Regions from separate parts of the Homo sapiens genome. Here region 2 is linked to region 1. The links are chromatin contacts, found by Hi-C or POLR2A ChIA-PET in ENCODE. All regions are on one chromosome and are shown on one strand. The core of a region is the stretch at or near the end of the contact, and the rest is flanking DNA. Distances in the headings are between cores, read along the strand shown. Region 1 overlaps VAV3 (vav guanine nucleotide exchange factor 3). Region 2 has its middle 360 kb from the start of MIR7852.

What was found. A loop is a pair of places that touch in the nucleus more often than their neighbours do. ChIA-PET counts read pairs that join two places held with the same protein, here RNA polymerase II (POLR2A). Pooled maps may share reads with other maps.
Region 2: a loop to region 1 is called in a map of motor neuron, with 4 times the contacts of the local background. The contact joins two enhancer-like sites. A Hi-C loop is called at or near these places in 22 of 168 maps with a recorded cell type or tissue (A673, Caco-2, Calu3 and 18 more), 17 of 37 single-sample maps with no recorded cell type and 19 of 50 pooled maps. POLR2A ChIA-PET finds 5 or more read pairs at or near these places in 4 of 52 experiments (HEK293, MCF 10A, activated CD4-positive, alpha-beta T cell and 1 more).

The regions. Positions count from the first base shown.
Region 1 is chr1:107,737,822-107,740,989 of GRCh38, reverse strand. The region is part of intron 15 of VAV3 (vav guanine nucleotide exchange factor 3); the gene reads left to right. Among named protein-coding and RNA genes, the nearest start is that of MIR7852, 160 kb to the left of the region's middle. Within about 2 kb of position 1,674, at least 3 of the 41 ENCODE cell types and tissues checked have a DNase peak (open chromatin) inside an H3K27ac peak, as active enhancers do.
Region 2 is chr1:107,534,535-107,537,719 of GRCh38, reverse strand. No RefSeq gene overlaps it. Among named protein-coding and RNA genes, the nearest start is that of MIR7852, 360 kb to the left of the region's middle. RefSeq lists a silencer at 2,444-2,493. Within about 2 kb of position 1,324, at least 4 of the 41 ENCODE cell types and tissues checked have a DNase peak (open chromatin) inside an H3K27ac peak, as active enhancers do.

The DNA of each region.
Region 1 (3,168 bases), core at 425-2,924:
CTCAAATGTTTAAATAAGTTTCTGTTGAGACAACAAATTTCGTCTCTTAGAACAAGGGCCAGCAACATTTTGTTGTAGGGGGCCAGAGAGTAAATGGTTTAGGCTTTGTGGGCCATATGGTATCTGTCAGAGCTACTCAATTCTGTCATAGTTAACTACGAATGCAGCCATAGATTCACATAAATGAATGAGTGTGGTATGTTCCAGTAAAACACTAGTGGTTGTATTTGGCCCGTGGGCTGTAGTTAGTGACCCCTGTCCTACAGCACAAATAAGATGACTTAGGCCTAGAGAATTAGTTAATATATGTTACCACAAAATGATCTCAGCTATAATGAAACCACGCTGTGGCCTTTTGTAGAAGTGTGATTTTTTTTTTCTTTTATTTTTAGTATCAGTGATTCCTGCTTAGGCTATCATGATGATTTAGCTCCAAAATGTTTTTTAACTCCACCAAAAAAAACTATAAACCTGGATGAATTATCTATATTTGTCATTATTATTTTACTGTCTAATTGAATATTAAAAATGTCTGCTCACAGAACAGACTGTATCTATTCAATTTCTAGTTTCATTAAGTTTTATCACATGGTTTATTGAAAAGGACAGGTCCCACGGAGTCCAGGCCAGTAGCAGCCATGTAGTAACTTTTTCTCTATTCAGTAGTCAGCCATATCAACAAGAAGCATTTTTTTTTTTTTTTGAGATGGAGTCTTGCTCTGTCGCCCAGCCTAGAGTACAGTGGCGCGATCTCAGCTCAGTGCAACCTCCACCTCCTGGGTTCAAGTGATTCTCCTGCCTCAGCCTCCTGAGTAGCTGTGATTATAGGCACGCAACACCACACCCAGGTAATTTTTGTATTTTTAGTAGAGACAGGGTTTTGCCATGTTGGCCAGGCTGGTCTCAAACTTCTGACCTCAGGTGATCCGCACATCTTGGCCTCCCAAAGTGGTGGGATTTCAGGCGTGAGCCACCATGCCCAGCCAAGAAGCATTGTTTAATCAGTGATGCTCTTTGTGCTCTTGATGCATTTTCTTCCCAGCAGCAATACCATTTGTGCCTGTTATTTACTCTGAAATTTCCTCCCTGGAGGGCATACTAAGGAAAACCAGAAGGGGTAGAGGAAGCCTGTGGTGGTATCAAGAGTTGGCCAGAGGGGGAGCCTTCCTGGATGAGCTGGATGTGGGGATGACATTTTGTCACCTGCTTTGGCATTTTCTTAGTGTCCAAAGCCCGTCAGTGTCTGTTTGGAAACTGGAGGCCTTACTGGCATAATGGCCAAAATATGTCTATAAACTGTCTGTATATTTGTCAGCCCTTTTGGATTGTTTTTTGTTGAGAAATTATTTTCTCTAAAAACCTCACATTCTTCCTCCTTAAAATGCTTGCATGACCAGTTTTTAATGTGAAGAATTTGTTTATGGGTGCAGAATCCATGCCGGCACCATCAGTTGCCTCTGGGCTGTGCTGAGAGTCTCATGGTGCTGACCTATTCACATTAATCTCCCAAGTTGAAGCCAGCTCAACTCTCCCTGAATCTAATGTATTGTCTATAACCTTTCAAAATTGGCAGTTAAGTCAGGATAGGGAACTATACTGGCAGCAATAAAAGGAAGTAGGACACGGGACAGTGCTCAGAAAAATCACAGCTGTCATGAAATGGAGTCTTTCAATAGCCTGTTTGATCCGGAAACATGCGAAAGTATTTCATGCATGACAAAGGATTAGTAAATATTAAATAGTATTCTTGTTTTGTTATTGCCTAGTGAGGATCAAGCTCTCTCATTTTTCTCTGGTTATGTTTAATATGTATTTGATACTTCTTGGCATTCTTGAACATGCTTATGAGGAAGGAGAAGTCACAGGCAGGAGGAAGAGCAAAGGATGATATCGAAATTTCCATCAGCAAATAAGCATTACCCTGGTTAAAACTAAATGCAAATAAAATTAGTAAGCTGAATTAGTGTTTGTTTCCCTGAGGCTTTATAACAGAGCCTTTCATCTGTTGTTGTTTTTTTCTTTTTCTTTTTAAATGAACAATAATAGTACAGCCAGAGAGTTTAACCTGACAGTGGTGGTTACTGTGCTACTGTCTCCGGCTTGTCTGAGTAGTGTAGAGATTTGCTCAAAGAGTAAGATTGTTTTGGAGTTGTTTGTTGTACTAAGTCAACTTGGTATATGGTTTCCTCCAAGTATATGACAAAGTCTCCACTGCAGTGAATTCTATGATAATAATCAAGCTTTAACCTATAAGTCTAAACCTAACAGTTAGTGTGACATGTACTATTTTTAGGCTGCTTCTTGATAAGAAATGATTAGATCACAAGAATTACTACTTTGGGCTATACAACACAAAATAAGCTGCGATTGGAAACTGGCAATCCTTGCAATGGAAACGATGGGAGAAACTTAGTTTTTTGTCTTTATGGGGCAGTAGACAATAGCAGGCTAGTTGGGGAGATGGCAAGGAAGTCATACTTGAAACAATTTTTGAATAAGACTATGTATTGTGCATTTCACAATACATGCCCAGGAAGTGTTTTACACACTAGGGGTAGAGTGATAGACAAGTTCACTTCTCTTGTGAAGTTTGCATTGTAAAAAGACAATATATTTTCTTTTCTTTTCTTTTTTTTAATATGCTTTAAGTTCTAGGGTACATGTGCACAACGTGCAGGTTTGTTACGTATGTATACATGTGCCATGTTGGTTTGCTGCACCCATTAATTCATGATTTACATTAGGTTTTTCTCCTAATGCTATCCCTCCCCCATTCCCTCACCCCAGATGGGCCCCAGTGTGTGATGTTCCCCACCCTTCGTCCAAGTGTTCTCATTGTTCAATTCCCACCTATGAGTGAGAACATGCGGTGTTTGGTGTTCTGTCCTTGCAATAGTTTGCTCAGAATGATGGCTCCAGCTTCATCCATGTCCCTACAAAGGACATGAACTCATCCTTTTTTATGGCTGCACAGTTATTCCATGGTGAATATGTGCCACATTCTCTTAATCCAGTCTATCATTGTTGGACATTTGGGTTAGTTCCAAGTCTTTGCTATTTTGAGTAGTGCCACAGTAAACATACATGGGCATGTGTCTTTATAGTAGCATGATTTATAATCCTTTGGGTATATACCCAGTAATGGGATTGCTGGGTCAAATGGTATTT
Region 2 (3,185 bases), core at 75-2,574, 200 kb after region 1:
TGGATGTGTTTTAGGGTGATCCACAAGAAGCATGTGAGTGACATCCCAGTTGTGGGCTGAAACACATCAGAATCACCTGGGGGCTTAACGTGTAGCTTGCTGAGCTCCAACGCCAGCCTCTCTGATTCAGTAGGTCTGGGGTGAGGTCCAAGCAGTTGTATTTCCAATAAGTTGCTGGATGATGCTGATGCTTTTGGCCCAGGACTACACTTTGAGAATGACTTCTATGGACCAAGCTATTTGCATAGATTAATTTCTGCACAGGTTGCAGTGCTGACTAAGGGGATGTGATGAACTAATACATGCAACACCAGGACAAAACAAAATTTAGTCTGCCTTGCTCCAATTTTATTCTAACTAACATCTGCTCTCTCTTGGGCTCCCTGAAAAAGACTTCTGATGTTTGTATTCGTAACCACCACCAAAATGAGCTTGATGCAAAAATTCATTCAATCGCTAAACATTTTATTTGTGATGACAAATACTTTTTATTATTTCTCTAATTTGAGAGATGTTCTGTTTTGTCTTCCATGGTAGCCTGAGCAGGTGTTTCTTTCTTTCCTACATCTGCCAGGCCTCACTGACTTAAGAGTTTTCTGATCTTTTCTCACACTTTTCTCTTCAGAATCATGATGTTCTTGGGTCTGGGGCCTGCTTTGTGTTTTAGGGGTCTTTGACAATTTAAACTGTCACTCTTTTTTAGTCTCAGATATAAATATATAACTTCTGATATCTGAGTCATAAGGTGAAATGAAATAGTTTGGAATATACTCCAAGACCTTGGCATTATTCAGGGATATGATCCAAGACCTTCATCAATTCTCAAACTTGAGAATTTCTAATGCAGTCTGCCTCCCTCATTCTTGCCTCAGTGAGGCACTCTGAAATGTAGTTCCAGGGAAACAAGCCAGACAGCACAACAAAAACACCTTAAGAAAGCAATACAAAGAGTTCAACAGAGACAGGAAGTGAGGGCCAAAGAGGTTTTCTGGAATATAACACCAAAAATGAAATAGTGCAAAAGAGGAAGAAATGAAATAGTACAAGTCATTAAGTGATTCTTTGCTTGCTGGATGATCACTCTTTTAGAGGGAAATGAAAACGAGGACATGAAATGGAAAGGGCTAAGTTATTATCTTTATGTTTTAGTGCATAAGCAAAACCGGCACCCATTCTGGCAACAGAAACAGCTGGTATGGAGCCAATGGCGTGGTTTGTTATGGGGTTGGGCTGGGCTGGTGCCCAGTGTAAATTATCAGGCATATAAAACTGAGGCTAGAAGTTGGTCAGACAAGTAAGAACAGGACTGTGGTTAGAGACTTTCAAGTGAAGCAGACAGGTAAGGGTGGGAAGAGCATTAAGTTTATTGAGCATTCACCATGGGCCTGCTTGTGTTTGGAGTGCAAATATGAGTGTATGTCCAAAGTGGGAGTGTAGTTAGATAGTCACATCTGACAACAAACAAGCAAAGACCTGGTCAGGACTAGGTACCAGACAAAATACAGAAAACATGGTTAAATTTAAATTTCAGGCAAGCAATGAATATTTGAAACATACACTAAACAATTACTTGTTGTTTATATAAAACTTAACTGGGTGTTTTGTATTTTTATTTGCTAAATTGGGCACCCTAAATTCAGGAGGCAAATGTCAGATAAGGCAGGTTGCAGCAGCTGTGCTGAACTCAGAGGCACCCTCTGGGCTTCTGCTCAGGAGGTGGGCTTGCTGTGGGGTGCTGCATAGTGGGGGAAATCAGGGGGCCCACTTTCACCAGGTCAGGGGGAAAGCTGTAGGGAGCACTTCTGTGTCCAGCCAGATGTTTTTATGTTGTTGTTTTTTGTTTGTTTTGTTTTTGTTTTTGTTTTTGCAAAAAGCGAGAGAAGGGTAGGGAGTCCTAGGGGCCAAGGGGTGACTTCGGGCAGAAACTGTAATTGTGAGTTCTCCTTAGCTAGCTGATAAGTGTGACCAAGTAGTGGCAGAGGAAGAGAGGGAACTAGTGAGCATCTGCTCTGAACCAGGCATTTTCCATTGGCCACTGTCTATATTTTCATAACAACAACTGTGAAGAAGGGGAGTAGTGGTCCCTATTAATTCCCTAGCACCCCACTCCTTACTGAAATCTATTTTACTTCCCTCTTTTCTCTTCCCCGCATACACATATCCAAAGCCTGGACTTGACAGCTTTATTTTCCATGTAAATCTTATTATTTAAATAGGACCAATAAGAAACTCTCCTGAAGCTTTGGAATGGGAAGCAGCGACTGAGCCTCTTAATTTCAGGGAAAAAAGTTAGAAGGTTGTGTGGTCTCAGAAGACTGGTTTGCCATTTTAGGTGGCCACACTAACAAGTGCTTGCCATTAATAGTGCAGAGAAAGCCAGTGCGCAGGGGGAGAAAGTGAATGTGAAAGACAGAAGCAGAAACGGCACAGAAGGAGAGAGACAGACGTGGACTATTGGCAGCTTTCCAGTTCCTGTTAGACACAACTGTCATCCTAACTGGCCTGGCCTGGCCGAGCCACTCCTTTATAATTCACCCCAATTTTGTATTTTATTGAGTGGCTTGTTGTGCTCACAGTTAGCGTGCTGTAAACCAGGAATTATCATTAACTCTTCTTTATAATACATCACATGGCAAATAAATGGTAGAACCTGAAATTGACCCCAACCTGGCCAATCGCAACTGCCCTTGCCCTGCCTGGTTTCTAAGGTGCCTGCTCTTTCTTACTTAGCATCCTGCTGGGTCCCCTTCTCCTGCCATGGCATATGTTGGATGTCAGGTGACTCATCTTCTTCTGTTGGGTAGCCCACAGAAGTGACAATGGTTTACCCACAGGCAAGGACATGGGAGGTGGAGGAAATAGGCATTGAGGTCATATAATTGAAAGTGGAAGGCTGGGCAGGGCTTGTCCAGCAGGTAAGACCAGACTCCTCCAGCCACATGGTCATCAGAAGGAATAAAGCTGCTAAAGAAGGTGTGGCTGACAGGGCCTGGTCAACTCAGGAGGCTTAAGTGAGGCAGTAGCAGAGTCAGTGCAGGAGGCCAAAGATCGGATGGTTCCCAAATGGTGCCATTTACCTAACAGGGTTGGCTAACTCCAGATTTCCTACAAAAGCTGAAGAGCACCTACTGTGCAACCAGCCCCGTGCCAGGCACTGGGGATTCAGTGATGACACAGGCTGAAAT